Regions from separate parts of the Mus musculus genome. Here all the other regions are linked to region 1. The links are chromatin loops, found by intact Hi-C in ENCODE. Cell type or tissue: heart. All regions are shown on one strand.

The links. A loop is a pair of places that touch in the nucleus more often than their neighbours do. Peaks named below come from ENCODE experiments on the same cell type or tissue, not always from the same donor. Only the 100,000 strongest peaks of a DNase experiment are listed, where the experiment ranks them.
Region 2: a loop joins it to region 1, with 5 times the contacts of the local background. A loop is called at or near these places in 26 of 42 quality-filtered maps.
Region 3: it touches region 1 in a loop (6-fold over the local background); 33 of 42 quality-filtered maps call a loop at or near these places.

The regions. Positions count from the first base shown.
Region 1 is chr7:111,010,817-111,018,816 of GRCm38, forward strand. No RefSeq gene overlaps it. Among named protein-coding and RNA genes, the nearest start is that of Ctr9, 14 kb to the right of the region's middle. In heart, a CTCF peak has its summit at 4,322 (motif pointing left); a DNase peak (open chromatin) is centred at 4,305; H3K27ac peaks cover 380 bases.
Region 2 is chr7:110,722,800-110,730,799 of GRCm38, forward strand. No RefSeq gene overlaps it. Among named protein-coding and RNA genes, the nearest start is that of Gm39068, 13 kb to the right of the region's middle. In heart, CTCF peaks have their summits at 4,464 (motif pointing right) and 6,199 (motif pointing right); no DNase peak of the experiment used is centred here.
Region 3 is chr7:110,811,348-110,819,347 of GRCm38, forward strand. Ampd3 (adenosine monophosphate deaminase 3) reads left to right here. Exons shown (of 15, transcript NM_001276301.1): 15 at 1-1,062. It overlaps Rnf141 (ring finger protein 141), which reads right to left. Exons shown (of 6, transcript NM_025999.3): 6 at 5,188-5,503. The coding sequence ends at 5,353. Among named protein-coding and RNA genes, the nearest start is that of Rnf141, 29 kb to the right of the region's middle. In heart, a CTCF peak has its summit at 4,922 (motif pointing right); DNase peaks (open chromatin) are centred at 354, 4,904 and 7,004; H3K27ac peaks cover 1,331 bases.

The DNA of each region.
Region 1 (8,000 bases):
GGATCAAAACCTATCCATACGTGTGAGTAAACTTAAATATGTCCCCAGTCACCTAATGACTAAGCCATAGGTGACATCTTGATTCTTTGTTGGAAACTCTGTAACAGGACCAGGTGAGGAGAGCTGGAGTCTTGAGCTATGAACATGACAGCTTTGAGCATCTCTGCCACAATGCAATAGATTCTGATGGTGTTTTCTTTCGCAGTATACTCAACTCTACTTCTGGGCCATAGCTGTCCCTGTGAGGGAAGAGGAGAAAGAAGCGTGATTTTCTTATGTAGTTCCTTGACATCTGACCTTCTGCCCAAGAGAATATGGACCTGAGTCAGATCTCCTGGTCTGCCTAGAAAGTAATGTAACCAGCTGAGCACTCATCCTTAAGATGTGGAAAACACACCTACACAGGCACATAGTCACATACACACACACACAAGTACAGAGACACACAGGTACACAGACACACACACATACAAGGTACACAGGCATGCGTGTGCACATGCATGCACATACACACACACACACACATACATCACTTAGCAGATGCTATCTTCCTTGCTCTGTAACAGGAGCGGTGGTGGGAAGCCAGCTTTCCTATGTGGGGACAAGGTAAGAGGGAAGCAAGGAAATTGTCTCATGTTCTAAGTTACAGGAGATGCCCCCATCAGGCTCATGGGAGATCAGGGTGCCAAGAAAACCAGTGTCTCCTTAAATGTGTGCCCTGTATACCCCTCCCACTCCTTTCTCTCCCACTTGCTCCAAGAGTAAACCTAATATACACTACTACCTGAATCTTGCTATCCCTGAGGGCCCTGGCCAGGCATTGTGGCCAGGCTTCCTGACACACCCAGTCTGATTCCTAGGTCAGATGTGAGAGGACTCTGAGGACCAACCTCTTTTCTGCCAGGCGTATTAGTTGCTGCTCTTGCTGCTGCGACAGGGATCCTGAAAAGGCAGCTTAAGGAAGGAAGGGCTTGGTCTGGCTCATGGTTTGAGAGGTTCATCATGCTGGGGAAGGCACCAGCCAGAGGATGACCCTCCTCAGTTAAACCTCTCTGGAAACACCAGACACCCCAGAGGTGTATCTCCTAGATGGCTCTAAGTCCAGTCAAGTTGACAGAAAAGATTAACATCAGGATCACTGAACTCAGAAGCCTTCAACCTTGTCTCAATGCCTCCATGGGGCCACCAGCCCTCTGCCCATGCATTGAGAAACTCTTCCTTCTTTCCCACTCACTACCAGATACAGCATGTGGCTCAGCCTGCTCCACTGCCCACCAACCTGCCCCCACCCACTGCTCCCAAGGGGAAAAAAGAAAAAGGAAGAATTGCCATGCACTGCCTCCCTGCCCCCTCCCACACTGAACATGGCATTTTTTTATGAGGAAGGACTCCAGGGTACCTGCAAACCTGCTAAGCACTGTGTGCCTTAATGCAGCGTGGGGACAGCTGCTCTTGGGGAGCCCTGAGTTAAGTTCTTTACTTGTGGATTTTGGTTGGGCTTACACCAAGACCAAAGGAGCAAGCTCTCATGTTCAGACCTGAAATTCAAAACTTGACAGTTTGCTGTTCTCTGACACCCTAGAGCAAATACCTTAGAACTTGAAGCCATAGTTGGGTCTAAGTCTACATGGCCAGTTCCTATGCTGCAGGCCCACACCCCAAAGGAGCTGTTGTCTTTTCTCTTCTCTTTTGCGTGTGCGTGTGTGTGTGTGTGTTTTCATGTGATGGGTGTTCGTGTGGGTGGGTGTTCCTGTGTTGTGTTCATGTATGTGGTGTGTGTTCGTGTAGGTGGGTGTTCATATGTGTGCTCATGTATGTGTTCCTGTGTTAGGTTCATGTATGTGTGTGCTTGTGTATGTGCGTTCATGTAGGAGGGTGTTCATGTGAGTGGGTAAGTGTTCATGTAAGTGTGGATTCATGTGAGTGTACGTGTGTGTGCACATGAATATGGAGGTCAAAGTACAGTCTCAGGTGTCATCTTGTAGGCAGAACCATCAGTTTTTTGTTTTTAAGGTTTGTTCATTTGTATTTTATGTGTATGAGTGTTTTGCCTGTATGTCTATGAATACACCTGGTGTTTGCAGTACCTAAGATGGCAAGAGGGGGGTGCTGAATCTCCTGGGGCTGAAGTTCCAGGTAGCTGAGAGCTGTAGCATGGGTGCTGGGAATCAAACCAGATCCTCTGAGGCACTGAGCCATTTCTCTAGCCTCCATCATGATTTTTAAGAATAGGTCTTTCACTGAGACCTGGGGCTGGCCTGGTGGCCTAGGCCTGTCCCAGTGTCCCCAGAGTTGGATTACACAAGTGCACTACCACATTCAGCTCTTTTGTATTTAACTATGGTCCTGGGGATCAGCCTCAGGTCCTCGTGTTTTGAGCACTTTATCGGGCGAGCCCCAGCCCCAGCCCCAGCCCCAGCCCCAGCCCCAGCCCAGAACTGGCTTTCTAAGGTCCACCTTGCCTGTCCTACTCACCACAATGAGAACCTACTATAAGGCCCTCTTCCCTGCTTCCTCCACCACTCTGGTGAAAGTCAGATAAAGTCAGATACAAGAACTTTTGAGGTCTTAGTTCTTCATTACCCTTTTCTCCTCCAAAGAGCCTACCCAAAGCAGATCACATGAACAGTCTGAGTTCAATCAAGGCCGTTCCCTCCTGGAGAGGCACCCACAAGCTTTTGAGCCAAAGAACCCTAGACGGGAGGCTGAGCTCCACTCTGTGTTGAGCAGAAGGCATCCTCTCTGAGACATCTTCATAATCCATCTTCCAAGCAGGGTAAGTAATGCTCACCCTCAGAGTGGCTAGAGAGATTGGAGGGAGGAGCAGGGTGACAGCAAAGATTTTCCGCCCTCCAAATCCAAAGGCACTGGCCTGACTCTCATCTCGGCCTCTACAAAATATTAAGATCCACTTAGAGAGCCAGTCTTCCCCAGGGTTTGAATTGTGTCACTCTCTTTAGAAGAGAGAGAGAGAGAGGCTGCCATCCATCCTGGTTTAAGCACAACTGTCTTCTCCTACATGAAGTTCCATGAACTGCACACAGTGCCTTGTGGTCACACTAAGGATCAAGAGACCAAAAGGAAAGGAGGGAAAGCAGAGGCTGGGCCTGTTCCCGGCCTTCATCAAGAGCTCCGACGGGAGCTGCTTCTCACTGAGAATCCTGGATATAAGAAACAGAAAAGCCCAATATGAACGAATTAAAGACACACGGCAATGTGGTATCAGAACCTAAAGTCGAGAGGTGGCATAGGCTGTCCCAAGGCTCCAAATACTGGGGTGGTGGAAAACCACTGCCAGCTCTGTCTGCAAGCCTCTTGTCTGCACATCTCCATCAGCGTTTTCTGACTTGGCCTTTTCTTGGGGGTAACAGAGCAGCAGCCGACAGCTTCCACAGCTACTTCCTCCCTCATTCACTCTTAGAACAGCTGCAGCCACCAAGGCGATGTAGAGGGGCTGAGGTTGTGTTGGTACCATTAGCTGAGAGTTGGTTTGATCCTAGACTTAAATCACACTGTTGCTCTCTCTGCACACGGACATGGAGGTGAGAAAGAGGAACTTGGAATGTATCCATAAAACCCACTGCAGAGCCCCACCCCCTGGTGTGTTAGACTGTGAGTTAGTATGTATGCATGATAGGTCGTGGGTAGCAGGTGTATGCCTTTGAGCACATGAGTGAATGTTACATGGATGATATGTGCACATAAGTACATGCACGTGGCTTGTGGATTTATGTTGTGGTTCACATTTATGCAAAGTGTGTGAATTGAGAAACCAAAATCAGTTTCCATGCAAGACCTTGCACTCTGGTCACTGCTGCTGTGGCCTCGATGGCCCCCAATGACCTGCTGCAAAATCCCCTTCCCCAGCAGCACCTGTGACAGGTTGGACATATAAAACAAACACTAAAACCTGCTGAAAGAGAGAGAGAGAGAGAGAGAGAGAGAGAGAGAGAGAGAGAGAGAGAGAAGGAAAACTAGTTTAGAGAACGAAAGAAAGTTATTTCCAACCATGTATGTCCTGGGACCAGCACTTTAACCCTTCCTAGCTCCCTGCCTGGCTGAAGCAAAAAGGGCCCCAAATCCCACTTGTAGTCACTACATCCAAGTGTGAGGCAGCCCCGTTGTCACATCCACCTCCACCCGTCTTCCCACCTTATTTTTCTTTTTCCCAGGGACCCACAGGAAGACACTGGCACTCAGTGCTGTATCAGCAGATCTCAACACTCTGTCTTGACTCTTGTAAGCACCAAGTTCAGCTGAGATCTAGAGAAGCCCATGCAATGGCCGGAAGTCCCTGCTTTGCATGGCCCTCTGCTGCCCCCTGCTGGACTATACAGCCTCTGGCTCCCCAGCAACTACCCATTCATCGACCCTAAAACAAGGCTCACCAACACTTCACCCACCCAACACTACTCACTATGCTGGATCCTGTGAAAAGTCACCTTTCTTTTTTTTTTTTTTTTATTACGTATTTTCCTCAATTACATTTCCAATGCTATCCCAAAAGTCCCCCACACCCTCCCCCACCCCCACTCCCCTACCCACCCATTCCCAATTTTTTGGCCCTGGCGTTCCCCTGTACTGGGGCATATAAAGTTTGCCTGTCCAATGGGCCTCTCTTTCCAGTGATGGCCGACTAGGCCATCTTTTGATACATATGCAGCTAGAGTCAAGAGCTCTGGGGTACTAGTGAAAAGTCACCTTCTTGTTCCAAGGATCCTGTCCTTGATTTGTTTCTAAAAAAACCAAAAAGGTAAAGATGGGGTAAGGCTACTTTACAGAGTCACAGTCGAGTTAAAGAGTGTAGCCATTCCTGAATCAAACTTACTGTATGCCTGCTGTTTGCTAGATACTATGTCAGAACCAAGGAAAGGAAAGAAACAAAAAAAGGAACAATCCTTGGTGCTTCTTGCCCTGAATCAACACAGCAGTGAGTCAGGCTGACAATTAAAAAAACAAACAGACCTGCAGTGGGGTGGGAGGGTAAGGGGGCACTGGACAGGGAGAGGCAAGGAGCCAGGAGAGATGAAGCCAGAAGCGCATTGGGGCCAGGCTGTCCTGTAAAAGCACAGGAGGCCACAGAAGGCTGCAAAGGAAGACTGGGAGATGGTGCCTGTCCCTCTTTCTGCCCGCCCCTGGTGGACCCCTCCAGGCTCTGGGAACCGGCATCCCTCAGGGTCTGTCTCCTGCTCTTTTCTGTCTACATTTCTTGCCCCATTGTCGTGATTCTAAACAAGATCTGTATGGTGGCTGGTGTCTCCGTGTAGACCTCTCTGCAGACTGCAGATGAAATAAACACTTTTCTGCCTACATGTGGGTTTCCTAGGCACCCGCCCTCTTTATTTTAACTTTTTGGTTAGTACACAGAGAGGAATCACACTGTGATGTGTTCATACACATTCCTTGTTTCTCTGCCCCACATACACTGCCCCCCCATGCACAAAGCCCCATTCGCTGGTCCCTTTCCTTCCCACATGGTCCCCATTCTGTGACACTATATTCCATGGTCATCTTCCCACCTTCCATCCTCTTCTCTCATGGTCTCATTTCTTCTTTCATGTCATACACACACACACCATATATACACACAAATTTTTTTCTCTAGATTTTGTTTGTATCAAGTGAAAATACATAGTACTTGTCTTTCTCTGGCTAATTTTGCTTAACACAATGGTCTCTAGTTCCATCTACTTTTCTGAAAATGTCATAATTTCATTCTTTACAACTAAACCTAATCCCACTGTGTATCCGTACATTTCCGTCTCCGTGAACCTGTTGATGGGCGTCAAGGGTGGCTTCACTACCTGGCTGTTGGGACTACAGCAGAGGAAGCCTGGATGTACAAGTGTCTCTGAGGTACAGTGAGCTTTTTAATAAAAACCCAGCCCAGCAAGGTCCCAGCGCCTTTCTCCTGTAACTCACCCCATCTCAGCAAATCCAATACTCTCTGAGATCTTAGAATGTCAATAAGCCCAAATGCGGTGTTAAGTCCTTCAGTGTTCCTTGAGCCACCGGCATTTTAAACACATGTGTTTAGGTGGCTAGGTGAACGGTTCAGAAAGGCTGTGCATGGCAAGGCGCTTCAGGAATTAGCCTCCGTTCCTTCCTGCTCTCACTCTGCACCCAGTCTTGACTTCCCTTCCTTTCTTTCTCCACTGCTCACACAAATGATCAACACCTTCCCGGGCCTGGTCCACACCAGGTGTGGCTCTCTCGGTCCTCCCACCACCCTCCACATGACAGTCAGAATGTCATTGCTATTCTTTGGGAATCTGCAGCTTGTCACACACACCACACCCCCACGCTTCAAATCTAGAGGTTTTACCAAATCTGGCCCACATTGCTAGAGAGATGGCTCAGCTACTAAGAGCACTTGTGGCTCTTACTGTGGATCTGAGTTTGGATGACAGCATCCACACAACAACTCACAATCATCTGTAACTCCAGTCTCAAGGAATGCAACTTTCTTCTAACCTTCCTGGACATAAGGCACATGCATGATACACAAACATACATGCAGGCAAAATACTCATGCACATAAAACAAAATAAATAGTCTAAAAATGCATTTTAATCTAGCCTTCTTTCCAAAACATCTCATCCTTTTTTCCCTGTTTCCCATGCTCATGACACGGGTCCTTCATAGTCCCTTCAAACAGGAACTGGAATTGTCTCCTGCCTTCTCTTCAGGCATGCCACTTCTTTACCCAGGACACTCCTGTCTGCTCTTTATGAAGCTGACTGTGTCTTATTCACCTAGCTAACAAGACCTCCCCTGTCTCCTCTATACCAACTGTCTTCCCATACCAAGATGGACTTTGAAGTTCCAACCAATAAACAGGTTACAGGAAGAAAGTACTAAAGCCAAAGAAAAATCAGCACTCAACCCAAATAGCAGGTGTACTGTACAGGGAAAGTGTCAAAACAGGGCTAAGGAGGGGTGGGGTGCCATCGCCAAAGCCCAGCCCAGCCCTGAGTAGCCTCCACTGTTCAGAACCTAGAGACGAGGCAGCTGCCTGCCACCTTTGAGGTTACATGAGTTCTTGTCTCACTCATTACCTCCCACAGTCACTCCAGATGAAAGAATGTTCAGATGGAGACACTAACTCATAAAGTCACTTAAAATGCAAATTATTTTATTACCAATCCAAGAAAAATAAAGGCTCTTCTGAGATGACTATAAAACCCAGGGGCCTTAAAGAGAGACACCAATAAATTTGCACAAATAGCAATATTATTTGGGTCTAAAAAGAGAAGTTCACTCAAAAGACTAACTTCCAAACCAGAGAAAAATATATCTTAGAACAAACTTGTCAAAAGAGTTCTTTCCTTAAATAAACAGAACTGATATAAATGAGTTTTTTTTTAAAGAAGCCAATAGAAAGCCATGCCAAGTATAGAAATATTTATAGAGAAATAAATGGAGAAGACCCTGAACATATGGGAAGATGTTCTCCTACGGTATAATTAAAGAAATTAACATGGTGTGTTTCCAGTTAGCAAACTGGGAAAACAAAAGACCAAAAGCCTCTGTGGTGCCAACAGGAAGTGCCTGATCTTCCTGAAGGGCACAGGCAGAGTAAGGGCATGCGTACTTTTTCTCCTTCCTGGGGATCGAACCCAGGGACCTGTGCATACCACGTGGCATGCTCTGCCACTGAGCTACATCCACAAGCTGGATGCATCAAATTGCAGTTTCATTTTAGAATCTATATCAAAATTTAAAAGGTTTATGTCCATTCGTCTAGAAAACAATCTCAGTATGTTTTATTATACTTGCATATACATACATGTATAATATATATAATGTATAAAGGATAATATGTAGATATTATCCTTATGTATATAGAGGGTTCTTCTTGACAGAATTTTTATGAAAGCAAAATCCAAAGTATATATCAAAGTACACAAATTAGGGCCTGGAAGAATGGCTCAGCTGGTAAGTGCACTTGCCTGACAACTATGAGGACCATAGTTCAGATCCCAGCACTCACAGAACAA
Region 2 (8,000 bases), 290 kb before region 1:
AAGGCAGTCTCCCTACTCCTGAGTTCCAGTGTGACTCTGGAAGTAGAGGTGGGAGACAGTGACAAGCATGTGGCACTGAGAACAGGGGAGGGCCAGCAGGTCTCACAAGGGTTAGTGGAAAGGCCTCTGGGGGGGGGGCATCCAGAGAAGAGGAGAGGAGGGATCAAAGGAGACCTGGGAGAGATCATGGACAGGGGTTGGACTCATATCGACAGAGACTACTTGGTATCCAGATCTCTGCTCTGGACCATATCTGGTTCTGGGTGATGGGGACATTGATGGGTTCAGAGACGATGGGTTCATGCATGTTCCAGTATCGGTCTTCACTCAACCTCCCTTGGGGGTGTGCATGTGTGCATACGCCATGCTGTAACATGTGGAGGTCAAAGGACAACTTGTGGCGTTGGTTCTCTCCTTCGTCCTTTCCACGGGTCCTGGGAATCAAAACACAGGCTGCCAAGTTTGTGCAACAAGCACCTTGACTTGCTGAGTCATCCCACCAGCCCAACTCCTTGGTTTTTAAGACAGATCTCCCATTAGCTCGGATCTCACATAGGCTGGGCTAACTGGCCAGGGAACCTCAGGGATTCACCCATCTTCACCTCCATGGTACTAAATTACACATGCATGCATCATAGCTGGCTTTCTTTTCTGTTTTATTGATTCTTTGTGAATGTCACATCATTCACCCAATTTTAGTTATCTCCCTGTCCCTCCATATCTGCCCTTTGCCCTTGTAACCACCTCCTCCAAAAGAAAAAAAAATCCCACTAGTGCAGTGTGTCACCGTATATCACATAGTACATCCTTTTGCCCACTTGCTTCACTTGCAAATGTTCATTGCAATGAGTCATTGGTCTGGTTTGAGGTCTCTGGCTTCTGCTGCACCATCAATACTGGATCCTCACTAGATTCCTCCCGGATATCCTGTTGTCGCCCTATGTCATTGAGACCCTGTTGCTTTGGTTTCAAAGGACCAGTCTCTTCATGCTCTTCAGCAGCCTAGACATGGGGTAAATGTTGGGGTGGGCCAACTCTAAGCCCTGGATCTGGGCATGGGTAGTAGCCCACCAGCTCTTCTGAGCCCACACCACCAGGACGAGCTCTCCTGCTTTGCCCAGGTGAGGGGCAAGGCCAGCTATCCTGCCTGCAGCAGTGTGGCTGGCTTTTTAATAAGGGGTGCTGGGGACAGAACTCAGGTCATCCTGCTTGTGTGGCAAAAGCTTTAGCTATTGAGATATTTCCCCAGCTATCAACGTTGGTCTCTCAAAGAGAACTGCAAGATTTGAGCATTGGACTTGCATCTAGAAGATGAAGCATAGAGTTGCCAGTAGCCATTTTCCTTAGATGTGAAATTGAGAAGGATGGAAAGGGAAGAGAGCCATCTCTATGGCCTTGGATGTAGGCTTGCCAGAAGCTAACTATCACAGGACCTACCTTTTTTCCCTTTATCATCTTATTTTTTTTAGTTCTTTTTTTAAATTGGGTATTTATTTCATTTACATTTCCAGTGCTATCCCAAAAGTCCCCCACATGCTCCCCCACACACTCCCCCACCCTCCCACTCCCACTTCTTGGCCCTGGCATTCCCCTGTACTGAGGCATATAAAGTTTGCATGACCAATGGGCCTCTCTTTCCACTGATGGCCTAGTCGATGACACGAGCTCGGGGGGAGGGGAGGATTGGTTAGTTCATATTGTTGTTCCACCTATAGGATTGCAGATCCCTTCAGCTCCTTGGGTACTTTCTCTAGCTCCTCCATTGGGGGCCCTGTGTTCCATCCAATAGCTGACTGTGAGCATCCACTTCTGTGTTTGCCAGGCCTTGGCATAGTCTCACAAGAGACAGCCATATCTGGGTCCTTTCAGCAAAATCTTGCTAGTATATGCAATGGTGTCAGTGTTTGGAAGCTGATTATGGGATGGATCCCCGGATATGGCAGTCTCTAGATGGTTCATCCTTTCGTCTCAGCTCCAAACTTTGTCTCTGTAACTCCTTCCATGGGTGTTTTGTTCCCAATTCTAAGAAGGGGCAAAGTGTCCATCCTTTGGTCTTTGTTCTTTTTTAGTTTCATGCGTTTAGCAAATTGTATCTTATATCTTGGGTATTCTAAGTTTCTGGGCTAATATCCACTTATCAGTGAGTACATACTGTGCGAGTTCTTTTGTGATTGGGTTACCTCACTCAGGATAATGCCCTCCAGGTCCAACCATTTGCCTAGGAATTTCATAAATTCATTCTTTTTAATAGCTGAGTAGTACTCCATTGTGTAAATGTACCTTTATTTTCTGTATCCATTCCTCTGTTGAGGGGCATCTGGGTTCTTTCCAGCTTCTGGCTATTATAAATAAGGCTGCTATGAACATAGTGGAGCATGTGTCCTTCTTATCAGTTGAAACATCTTCTGGATATATGCCCAGGAGAGGTATTGCGGGATCCTCCGGTAGTACTATGTCCAATTTTCTGAGGAACTGCCAGACTGATTTCCAGAGTTGTTGTACAAGCTTGCAATCCCACCAACAATGGAGGAGTGTTCCTCTTTCTCCACATCCACGCCAGCATCTGCTGTCACCTGAATTTTTGATCTTAGCCATTCTGACTGGTGTGAGGTGGAATCTCAGGGTTGTTTTGATTTGCATTTCCCTGATGATTAAGGATGCCAGTTTGGCATTTGTTGACTTTTTATAACCAGAAATTTAATATGGGATAGAGAACCCAGGATAATATTCATGTCCTGAAAGACCAAAGCAACAAGGCTATGACCCCTTCAGATCTCCTTGGATGGAGGGGTCCCTGGGATCACTTGTAGGTGCCCACTGTGCAATTGAACAGGACTCATGGATCCTGACACTAACATCCTGGTGACCCACGACAAGTGCTCCACAACTCCAGGGTGTGACCAGAGCCAGTTCCTCTGGACACTGGTGCCCTTGTCTTGTCTTAATACAGGGATCTCTGGCTAGGAAGAGGTTGGCTAACTGTTGCCAACCACATGGCCCAAAATAAGTCTGCTCATGGTTCAGGGAAGGGGGATTAGGTAGACACCAAGACTTGGACTTGCTGAGGATGCTGCAGGAGGGCTTCTTCTGGAGTCCCACTCAGAAACGAAGGTTGAGCGGGAAACCCTGAACACCTTGTCATGCATCCTAGCATCAAGTTTCCTTCCCCCGTTCTAGCATAACCTCTGACGTCACTTCTCCAATGGACACATGGGGCTCTATCAGGGAGATTGAGACAGGGAGTCTGGGGCTTCTGGCCTGCCGAGGCTCCCAAGAGTGTCAGAGCAAAGATGAGAGGTTCTGGAGTACCAGAACATTCCATAGAGATTCTACAGCTTGCTCAGTTTTTTTTTTTTCAGAGTGGAATCTACTGTCTTCATTTCAGATGCAATTCCGGTGTCCCCCAGTTTTCCCGTGTGCACTCACGACCATCAACTTTGACTTGTTCTGATTTCCATACAGGTTAATTTTCTCTTAACAATACTCAGCATCCTAATCTGTTTTCTATTGATGTGATCAACCCCAGAAGGGTTTATTTGACTCACAATCTGATCACAGCTTATCATTGAGGGAGTCTGGTCAGGAACTCAAGTAGGAGGAGAGGCAGGGACCATCCAGGAAAGCGGCCTACCAGCTTGCTTCCCATGATGCACTCATCTTGCTTCTTACACAGTCCAGGGTCACCTTCCCAGCGTCTCCTTACTCATAGTGGGCTGGATCCTTCCACAGCAATGATTAACTACATCAGTGTCCTATAGACTTGCCTATAGTCCAATTTGATGGAGGATTTTTCTCGGTTGAGGCTTCCTCTTATCAGGTGACCTTAGTGTGTGTCAAGGTGACAAAAAACTACCCAGCATACATAAATACCTTGAAACGAATGCTTGATCTATGACCTGAAGAAAAGATGGTATTTTTGTTGTTGTTGTTGTTGTTCTCTTTCTGTGACCACTTGTTCTGTGTTGTGGCTAGTGAAGAAAAGGTGGGGTCTCTGCCTAGACAAAGAGGGTGTGGCAAGTGTTTATGGTCCAGCATAGCTCTTTCCTTTTTATGTTTCAAGAGGACCCCAAATTCCTTGAGTGCCTGAGACCTAGAGTCTGCCTCTTTGCATCAAATTGCTGAAAAGATGGGTGTATTCCTCCCAGGTTCTCTCTCCTTTCTCTCCTAATGTCTCTCAGGTTTTGGAAGTGGTTTAGTGATCAAGGGTGGTCTCACTGGCTAACACAGGTGGAACTTGGCTCGTGATGTAGTAATGAAGATGAAGGGAGAGAGACAGATGGAAGCCCTGGAGTGGAGCCACAGGCTCGACCTCCCCAGGGACTGCAGGATAGCTATGTTGGGAGGATGCCTATGAAGGCATTCATCCCAGCCAGAGCCCATGGTAAACACAATGCTGAGTAACAAGGATGATAGACACAATGCCTGTATCTCATTTTCCTCTTGAGAGGCATATACAATAATGACCACTAGGGGGCAGGAGGGCCCTCTTTAGTAAGACAGCTTGCTAGTCAGAGCTGAAATTTCTCTCCTGGTCTCAGGGCCTGTGAACCCTCACTGCTTCCAGTTCATAGCTCACAGAGAGTAAGAGAATATAGGTATGGCACTTGGGGCCAGCTGAAGGGAATCTGGAGGTACCTGTATGGGGCGTAGTGAAAAAGATTCCATTGTGCTTATAATTAAAATACAAAGTAAAGGAAAATCTTAGGTATTGAATTTGTATAAACGTCGAAATGAAAGAATCACAATCATTTTACCACTAAACATGAGCCTGCTACAATCCAAACCTATTAGTATCTTATTACAGGCTTGAAGTGGCAATGTGAATGCTTCAAAATATCCTGGAGCATCGCTGACACGGAATTTTCTTTGAACAAATTGGTGAAACAAAACTTACAAGCAGGGGCTAGAGAGGTGGCTCAGTGGTTAGGAGCTCATCCTGTTCTTGAAGAGGACCTGAATTTGGTTCTTAGTACCTCTGTCAGGTGACTCACATCTGTAATTCTAGCTCTCGGGGGACCCTGAGCCTTTGGCCTCCGTGGACACCCTCACACAAATACACATAATTAAAAAAATTTTTTTTAATTTATAAGTAACTTTTTTTTTGGTTTTTTTGAGACAGGGTTTCTCTGTGTAGCCCTGGCTGTCCTGGAACTCACTCTGTAGTCCAGGCTGGCCTCGAACTCAGAAATCTGCCTGCCCCTGCCTCCCAAGTGCTGAGATTAAAGGCGTGCGTCACCATTGCCCGGCCAAGTAACATTTTTTTTGGCAAGGTATTGCTGCATATCTATGATTTGCCTGGAGCTCAATATTTAGACCAGGCTGGCCTTGAACTCACAGAGATCTGCCTGCCTTTACCTCCCCAGTGCTACAAATACATTTATAACCACTCAAAAGTCTATAGTGGTTGAAGTTGTATTTGAAGGTTATTAGAGCTTTCTCTTCTCATTTTTTTTCATCACACACACTTGACATTTCTTGTGAGAGGCATTGCATATTTGCCCACCAAATCTTTCCTGTTCAAATTCATACCATGGTGGTTATCTGTTGACTTATGGAACACATATTTGATTGTGGAATATCTGCCTTAAGACCCTCCCCTGAGGCGAGGGAAGACCACACAGCCGGCACCTAGAGAAAGAAACTCTTATCCTGCTGCTCATGAGGAGTTCTGACTTGTGCCTTCAGACCTGACATGACTCTGCCTTTCCCTCACAAACAAAAGCAGACGTGTCCTGTCTGGTATTGATACAACATGGGTGAATCTCAGAAAACATTATCCTGACTGAAGGAAGCCAGACACAAAAAGTGCAGGCTGTGTGATTCAATTTACTTGAAGTTTTAGGAAAGGAATAACAAATTTGTACTGATAGAAAGCAGATGAATATTTGTCTGGGTCAGAAGCAGGGGGGCGGGGGGAGAAGAGGTGACTACAGAGAGGCTCATGGGACACGGAGAGGACACAACAACCTTCTTCCTGAAGGCTGATTTCAATTCATGGAATTTCCATGGGTCACAAAATTATTTTCCCCCTTTCTTCCTTCCCTCTTTTTCCTCCTGAGAGGATCCCATGTGCTCAGCATGGCCTCAAACTTGTGCAATTGAGGATGATCTTGAATTCTTTAATTTTTTAAAAAAAATTTACGTCTATGGATGTTTTGCCTGCATGTGTCTGTCTGTACCATAAACATATCAAGGTGGCCAGAAGAGGGCATCAGATCCCCTGCTGCTGCAGTTCCAGACCATTAGTAAGTCACCATATTGGTGTTAGAAGTCCAGTCTGGCGCCTCTGGAAGAGCAGCAAGTGCTCTTAACCACTGAGCCAACTCTCCAGCCCTGACCTTGAACTCTTGGCCCTCCTGCCTCCACCGCCCACATGCTGGATTGGTTCCAGGAGTGCACCACCACCCTGGGTTTAAATGATTCATGCAGTTCTGGGGCTCAAACCCCAGTATCCTGTAAGCAGTCTGTCAACTGAGCTACATCCCCAGCCCCTAACTCTTCTTTTTCTTTTGATCTCCCTTCCAACTGTTAAAAAAAAAAAACTATAAAAACTATTTTTTTAGCCCATTGACAGGCATGGTTTGGTTGGCAGTGGTAGCTTGCCAACTCCTGTCTTACAAAGGTATATTCAGTATAGGAACTCTGAGGGTGGCGGGCTCTGGAGAGGGAGTGGATCTCGAATGCCTGGCTCTCAGTATTGTAAAAAGCCACAGCCTTTACGTTTTGTTGCAGGCTCTCAGCTCCTATGCGCTTTGAATGAACCCCAGCCGTCCTTTCAGCATTTGAAGAAGCTGAGTACTGTTCTTAGCACAGTTGGACGGTTACACTTCCAGTCTTCTGAATTTGACTTTCAAATTAGCTTTCAGAAACCATTAGGGTCCAGGCACAACTAAAACAGTAAGAGAGGGCCAGAGATAGACATAAAATCGTGTCAGGAACTGTGTTAGTCAGGCTTGCTTTCCTGGGACAGGCTAACTCTGTAAAGGAAAGATAGGCAGTTTAGCTCACATTCTGGGGTGGAAGTCCAAGACTGGGGGGCCCATTGGATGGCATCAACTGGAGGAGCATGTGGAAGGAAGGGATTGGATCTTAAATTAAGAAGTGGGTCTTTTTTGCTCTGTTTGATAGTGTCTCACGAGGTAGCCCAGGATGGCCTGGAACTCACTGTGTAGTTAGAGCTGGCCTCAGACCTGCAGCAATCCTCCGGCTTTTGCTTCTTGAGTGCTAGGAATCCAGGTGTGAACCACCATGCGGGCCTCAGGCTCATTCGCGTAACTCTCTCGAGACCCCAGGGGCCCCATAAGACCTACCTTAATCTCTTATAAGGGCAGCTTCCCCAGAGACCTAAGAGTCTCCTGCTAGGTCCCGCCTCATAAAGGACTGACCTCTCAGCTGACCTCTCAGCTACCCTAGCATATTTTGGACCACATGCAAGCACAGCAGGCTACAGGCACCAAGGGTCTCAGTTAACTAAGCTCTGATTTTATTGTCTCTCTTGTTTGTTTGAGACAGTTTCCCTGTGTTTCCCAGGCGTGTACTGCTATCCTAGAGTCAAATGATCTTGCTGCCTCAGCATCCTAAGGACTAAGTCTATAGACATAGGCCAAAATCTGTGGTGTTTTTATTTTGTTGTCGAGACAGGGTTGTTGCTTTGTTTTCCAAGCTAGCCTGAAACCATCAATCCTCTGCCTCTGCGTCTCCAGCGCTGGGGTTCACGGGTGTGCACTACCACTCTAGCCATCAAATTTGCTTACGGATGAGGTCTATACAAAGACATCTGTTAGGTAACTATCTAAGACTTAGAGTAGGAGCTCTTCGGGCACCGCCTCACTTCCCCTAGGATCAAGGGTACAGGCTAGGGAAGTAGCTTGCTTTGTGGGATGCTCGGGTGGGTCTCTGAGTTTCTACACATCAGTTACAGTTCTCACTTATAAATATCCACAGACATCTCTGTCTTGGACTTGCTGTCCCTGAGTTTTGGGATTCATCTTGTCTTGTTC
Region 3 (8,000 bases), 200 kb before region 1:
GAAAATACAAACGCTCTCCTGTTGATGATTTGTGCATTTTAAAAAATGAGTTTCTTTCCCTCTTAGCACCCCTCCTTCCTGTCTGGTTAGGAAGCCCAATGCACCCTCTGAGGTCATCACTTCTGTTCTATGTTATTATCTAGGACTCAACGAGTCATCTCAAACCATATTCTGTGAATCCATCTCATGGTCCACTCCTGGGCTGCGGAAGGTACAAGGCGAGGTTATGGGGCTGCTCTTCACTTTTTGTTTTTAAATGAAGACCTCTGAAAAGCACAGGGCCTCTGCTCCTTCTGGCTCTGATGTCCTGTGACTGTAGTGTCACCACCTCCCCTGGGAGTCAGACCAGGGACTCCTCAGGGAGTGAAATGTGCTTCAGGACACACAGGACTCGAGCCAAGCTCCTGATCCAGTCACACCCCACCCCCGACTCCCCTGCCTCCTCCTACTGTTTTAGGCTTCACATATTTTAAATGTTTGAAAAAGAGTCACTAACAAAGTGGATTTTATTTTAAAGCAGATTTCTTCAGAAGCTATCATGGTCCCAGGGACTAGGTAGAATTTTTAAGTCTAACGTGAACTTTAGCTTTATCAGACATTTTTGTTACTAGTGCCTAGAACATAGTAGGTGCTCAATAAATACACATGGAGTAATTGAATGACTTTCTCTTTTGGCATCTGTATGTGCAGAATACTCAACAATGTTCAAAGACCTTCTTAACTATTCAGAAGGCAGGAAGTCCTACACCATAGTTAGATGAACCTAACTGTACCTGGAAGTTGCCCATTTAACTAATTATTCTGTCCTGTGACTGTCATCCTTCCAGTTGTTGTGTAGCGTATGGAACCATGTCATCCTTTTACTAGGCAAATACACATACTATCTCACATAGATGATTATGAAACTGAATGAAAACCTGTCATGCGGGATTATTTTTGAAAAGCCTCCATTTGTATACATTTGCCCAAACATAGCAACTATTGTACAGTTTTTCATTGTATCAAATACTTTTTTAAAGACTACAAATAAAGTCTATTAGGACTGTGACCCAATAGAACAAATGTTTCTTTATTTCTGAGATGGGGTGCATGGAAAGCTGTGAGCAGTGGAGAGCACTGACGAGGAAACCCACAATTTGCAAGCTACGGCTCAGGTGACCTCGTGGTCATCTAGCACCTCAGCCTAGCTTCTGCCAGTCCCACAGAGCATCAGCAAAGCCACATCTAGAGTGCTTTGCCTCGGATGATGTCTTAATCTGTTCACCAGGGTGCTTCTCAGACTGTTTCTCTATCACTTTGTTTAATGAAATCCTAGTGCTCACTGATCCTCGTGTGTGTGTGTTTGTGTGTGTGTGTATGTGTGTGTGTAAATCCCTCCTTTTGCCTGTTTTACAGTCGGAAGCCAAGGCAACTGTATATGGGCTCAGGTTTCCAGACAGTACTCTCTGGACAATTCCTAAGGGTGGATGTTTGCCTTATATCTTACTTAGCCTGTACTGCTGAAAGTCGGCACCATCTCTCCGCCTCGTGAATCCACACTTTAGTCTTGAATGAAAGCAGGTCTAAGGGTGTGCTTGGCTGGCTCTCTCAGTAGCTGCTGCCTGCTGAAGGGTGGGCTCACAACACAATTTCTCTGGTTCTTAAACACAGAGGGTGATGGCTTATGCACCTAAATGTTGTGTCTGCACCATGATTTGTCAGAATAACCGTCTCACCAGGAAAGGGGGCTCACACCACAGACCCACAGCCTCCGGCTCCTGAGCGATCATCTTTAAGGCGCATTCTGTAAAACAGAAGCTGATGAAGAGCTGAGACTACAGAGTGGGGATTTAGCAAAGTGTATCCGAAGGACTCTTATGCTTTGATAGTAATGCGGGTTTCTCCACAGTATGGTTGACGGGCACCAGCAAACCTGACTCGAAGCTGCCACCTCCCTCTGCTTCCTCTCTTCTGTTTCTCCAATGACATTCTTTTACACGGAAAGCACAGAACTGGCAGAGCTCAGTGTGGACCCTTTATTCTGTCTAACGGGTACTAGGAAAGAAAAGCTAACCAAAGTCACAGTAGCTGCTCACACTGCTGTTACGTTGCTTCTCATAAATGCAGGTGATGAGCCGACAGACAAAGTAGGCTTCAGTCGAGAACCCTCTCCCCAAAGCAAGGAAACTCCCAACACCTACGGATGCAAGTTATTCAGACTATCTTTTAATGAATCCAACTTCCCAGTGTTAAAAAATCAGGGAACCAAAAAAAGGTTTCCAAGCAGCCTTATTACCCAGTTGTATATTAATACAAGAAAATCACCTCAAAACAGCACACAAACAACACAACCCCCAGAGCACAATACAAAACAGTCCTCTAATAAATATAAATATTTAGTATATAAGAATGTGAAATTACATAAGCAAACGTTTTTAGTTAGCTAATGTTCACTTGCAAAGTTTACTTATTGCACATTGTATCAGTTTTTCCTAAGAATAAAACAGGCTTTGCTGTTGTCAGCCTTTACATCAATACATAGTCAAACTCTTTCTGAAACCCAACGTTTCCAGCATTTGAGCCAACCTGCTGTTACTGAGTGAGCACAGCACTAACATACAATTTACAACAATTCCCTAAAGCAGGAGGCAATTTGCACATCACTGAAGGCACACAATTTCCTACCATGGTAAATGTATTTATGTAGTTCTTATTTTATAAAGGCAAAGCTGTACAGAATAGAAAAAGTATACATTTTACTCATGAGACAAATTTATGATTAGATCCTATGGTGAACCCTACCTACTATTGACATCTGGAGTCACCACCCAGTTCAATGGAATGCATAGAGAACTCTGCTTACTACTTGATAAGGCAGTTGGAGACACTGACGCTTCACAGTAGACCAGTTAGTATCCCAGAGATCACACTTTAAATAAAGGGCAGTGGGCAAGATCAAGTCACTGGACTCACTTTCTATTCTTTCAAAAATGAAGGATTCTGGGGAATAGAGGTATTGGCTATTGCTGGAAATATCCCCAACCCCTAAAGCTATGTTATTAATTTCTGAAACACTTTAAGATTAGACAATTTGAATTAAACCCAGCAAGTCAAAATCCAAAAGGACAATTTTAGGGCTAGAAAGCATCTCAGAAGATCACTCATTCCAAGGCTTAGAGAATGTGTTCTATGGAGCACTTGAAAGTTGACAGAATATGACAGAATATGAATTTTAAAATGTTTTAAAGTTGTTTTGCTAGTGTGTCTCTCTGTGTGTAACATGCATGTGGGTGCCCTAGGTGGTCAGATGAGGGTGTTGGAGCCCTTGGAGAGATACAGGTGGTTGTAAACCACTAATGTGGGTGCTGGGGATTAAACTCTGGTCCTCTGCAAGAACAGTAAGTGCTCTTAACCACTGAGTTAGCTCTCTAGCCTAGCCATCCCAATTGTTTTTGAAACAGCATTTCAATGTAGCCCAGGCTATCCTTGAACTCACTCTGTGATGGAGGATGACCTGGGCCTTCTGGTCTTCCTGCTTCCTCCTCTCAAGTGCTGGGGTAGGAGGGGTGCACCAGCATCACTGTTTTTACGCAGTGCTGGGATGGAACCCAGGCTTTATATATATTAGGTAAGCACTCTACCAACTGAGTTACACCTCTAGCCCTGAATTGTTATTATTTTTACAAAACAGAGGTTTTTTCATTTACAAATTCTAATGTAACTGTATCACCAATACATTTTCACATTTTCATATACTGACTTAAACTCGATCACACTAAGGTTTGTGTAAGGAAACTTGTATTAATAATATGTAGCTTCTCTATAACGGGGTAGCATGTGTGTGTGTGCACTCAGTGTGAATAGGCTCTCAGAACTTACTTGAAATGCTAATGTTTGAAAACCACAAATACAATCTGAGTTTCTCAATAAGAACCTACAACAGAGTAAGACTTTCTCGGGGTTGTGAAACCATCTCAGCTAAGGTATGACAGACAACAGCACTGTGCTTGCCCGCATGCTCGGCAGACTGCTTAGCCATTTGGTGTCACTGCCCTGTCCTTACAGTGAATGGACTATTGATGTCTTCAGTATTTGGGGGCAGAATCAAGTCAGACCTTTTTTTCCCCCGAGAGGGATTTTATTTGAATATTCATTAAAATCTGAATCAAGTCAGATCTTTTTCTTTGAAAGGGATTTTATTTAAATATTCATTAAAATCTGAATCAAAAATCAATAAGCAGTAACTTCAATTGTGTACATCTATACTTAGGAAAACAGGGACAGTTGAAACTTGCCAAAAATCTGTGAGAAGACTTCTATGGAACGCTAACATTTCTTACAGGGGACTTATTTCATGCACTAGCACTTTTATAGGCTGCACTGTTAGCATTAACGTTCTTCCTCCATAAGCCACTGTGGCTGTCACTGAGGCCGCACTCCTGTCACGGTTCTCTCTCTAGATGCCTGAATAGTGCAGAGAAATGGGAAGAAAGCCAATCAAGGTCTGGAGTTTAGGGTTTTACAACTGCTTGGTGAGGAGGTTTACCTGATCGTCCTCTTCTTTTAATCTGAGAAATTTGAGGAAACCGAAGCCTCAGAAAGGCGTCTTTACCTAAAATAAACGCTGTCTGGCTCAGGACTGGATGCCTCTGTGGAATCTGGAAATATAAAATGTGTGTTTCTATAAAAGAAAAAAATCCTTCTGAAAACTCAAGCTTCATGGGCATTATGAAAAAATCCAACGGGCACCTATCCAGGTCCGGGGATGCCTTTCTAAAGCAGCCATGAAGATCCCTCCGGTACAGTCCATTTTCGAGACAAAGTTCCAACCAGACAGTCCTAATCCGTGTGCTGCATCATGGCAACATAAAGAATAAGTAGTTCCAGAACCCAAGGCCAAAAGTGACATAACATCAGGAAGCAATTGGGCCACAGTACTGAAGGATCCATAATGAACCACAAGGGGGCAGAGCACACACACCTCAGGTTCCAACTGAGACATTAGTTTCAGTCATTTATCTCAGATGGCTACAACTGTCAACACTCTAAAACTTAAACCTACTAAAAAGATGCCAGAACAGTCCCTCCCTCCCTGAAAAGCAGTAGTGTCAAGTATTGCTGCTATCTGTAGCAAAGGGCTCAAGAGCAACATAGAATAGGTGGACTGTGGGAAATATGGCTAAACAGTAGCAAACTGTAGCCCACCATACATGGAAGACATGGGAGTTTATTTAAGAACGGGACATACCAGAATAGCAAAAATAAGAGGGTGGGAAAACTGATATTTCTGTGTGTGCCACAATATCCCCCCCTTCTCCTCTACGACAACAGTGTATTTGTAGTTCAGAATAACAACAGAAAGTCTTCCCCAAGTCATGGCCTGTGGGGCTGGCCTGCCTCATCAGCCATGTTAAGAATATAGTTAGCCATGTCATCTTCAGTGGGTGCATCTGACACCACCCATGATTCATTTGCTCCAGTCATCTGTAGGCGACAAATGGGGCAGTTCCTGTGTCGATCACTCCTGTCAGGGAAGTCCAAGCAAAACAAGTTTTTCCTTTTTTTCTTTTTCTAAAAAATCAGGTTTTTTGAAAAGTACATGGCTTTAAAAATGCAAACAACATAGAAATGTGCAATGAAAAATTAATCTTTCTCTTCACTCCAACCTTTAATTCTCTCTTCCAGGATCAACTGGTTGCCTACGTATTTCACCAGGAATGACTGAAGTTGTCAATGTGTGGGAAACGAGCAAGTGAGTACGTTCTCGCTGACCTTGTACCCACGTCTTAGAAACCACTGTGTACCAGTGTATGTAAGCGTAGTCTTTCTTTTCTCTTCTCGGTGGCTTGCCATCCTCCTGCTCCAGCCTGCTCAGGGCTGGGACTGTGGCATGCTCCCATACACCTGCTGCAGAGTATCTAACTCATCTCTGGTAGAAAGATACCTAGTTCCTTCACCTTGTTTGCTACCACCAGCTAAAATCTTCAGTTCTTACTTCTGCACCCAAATAAGTTTTCCTCAATAAGAATTCCTTATGTGTCCTAAGGGAAGCTCCCTCTCACCAGTGGGAGAGTTAGGGTAAAATGTGCAACGTTTAAACATTTATTTTTAATTTAAGTGGAAACCACTGCACATTTAGCAGAAAGGTATTACTAATTATTATTCTGAGTAATTAAGGTCATTTTTTAAAGGTAGGGTCTCTAAGCAGCCCATAGAACTTGCTATATAGACCAGGCTGGCTTTGAACTCACAGAGCTCTGTCTGACTCTGCCTCTTCAAGTGCTGGAATTAAAGGTGTGTGCCACCACATTCAACAAGAGAAAAGAATTTTGACACGTTATTAAAATCAAAAGTCTGATAAAATGTCCTTTGGTTCAAAACCAAGAAGATTTAAGGAAACTGTATAGGGATGGAACATCTGAGTTTAAGACTGGAAGTGACACAAATGCAGAGTAACTTCTGACACAGACACACACATGATTTCTTAAGAGATTTTGCAAGGGGATTTCTCTCATCAATACTATTTCGGAAGCTTAAACACCACGTTTGAGCTAGAAACACACTACAAAAGGAAAAGGCAATGCTGTTTTCTCGTCGCTCACTGAAATCTAGGGCTAAACAACCAGCGTATCAACTGTGCTTTGGCTTTTGTACAAAAACAAGAAACTTATTCCAAAAACTAGATGTGAAATTTAGAGTTGGCAGACATTATTTGGTTGATTTGGGGTTCCCCAGGGATGGTTTCCAAGATGGGCTTTTCTGTACATAAAACATCACAATTTGAAAGCAGTCAAATTCTGCTTCTGACCAACAGGAACCAGGTTTATCTTCCCACTAAAAACAACTAACACAGGACACAATGTCCAGAAGAGTGGTGTTAGGTGGGGCTGATATAAAGCACTGGACATCAGACATGGTGTGACTCCCAGGGGTGAGAAGCAAAGTGAGCCCGTGGGTGCAAGTCAGCTGTGAGTTTCCAGGACTCGGAAAAAGAAGTAGGGGACCTCGGAGGCCTGGCTGGCTGTTGAAGAAACTGCTGAGGCCAAGGTGGCTAGAGTTCAGAGGGCAGAACTCTGCACAGCACAGAGCAACAGAGAGAAGCGCCAAGAGACAGCAGGCCCTTCACTGAGCACTAGAGCCAGCCAGTGTGGGCAGATGCCAGGAGGCTGAAGCTCCGAGAGATGCATACAAAGGCCACAGAGGGCATCAGTGTGCTTCCAACTCTAGAGGCACGAAGTACAGCACCTTGAAGGAGTTTGTCTCATCAGTGGGAAATGAGTAACAGGAAACTAAACTTTGCTCTGGGTCTCCTAACAAACTGTAAAAGGACCCCCAAACAGTCCTTCTAAGTAAGAAAACCGTATTTTAAAACAAAGCTTGATTATTTACAGTATTAAAAAAATATTTACTACCTAGATAGGTAAAATTCCTATCTGGAAGGCAGATGAGCAGCAGAAAAACGCTGTAAGACAAGATGAAGAGGAAAGCAATAAGAGCAATGCAGAACTGACAAGACAGTAGAACTAGCAGACAAATGAAGTAAGCGCAGTCACTGTACTATCCACCGAACACAGGAACGGAGGCTAACACATGAGGTAAACACACCAAGACACTGGAGAGTGCAACCACAGAGCAACGGCTGAGACAGAGGACAAGTTCAGGGTCAATGCGTGGTAATAGAAGCCAAAGGAAAAAAGCAGACAGACAAGATTGGAGAAAACAATGGCTGAAATTTTTCCAATATCAACAGTACCATCGCCCTACTATATCAACAAACTCCAAGCACAAGAAACCTGGGTGGACTGTGACAAGGCATCTGTTACTCACACTGCCTAAAAGCAGCAGAAAGATAAAGACCTTACAACAACCCCGAGAGACAAGATAGCACACTGCCCCAGAGGAGAAGGATACGGAGACAGCGGCTCCTACAAAACAAGACGAAGTGGGGCTCAACACTGAAGCCTGGAGGGAAAAGCTTTTGGCCTAGAATTTTGTAATAGAAAAAGTATTTTTGGAAAATA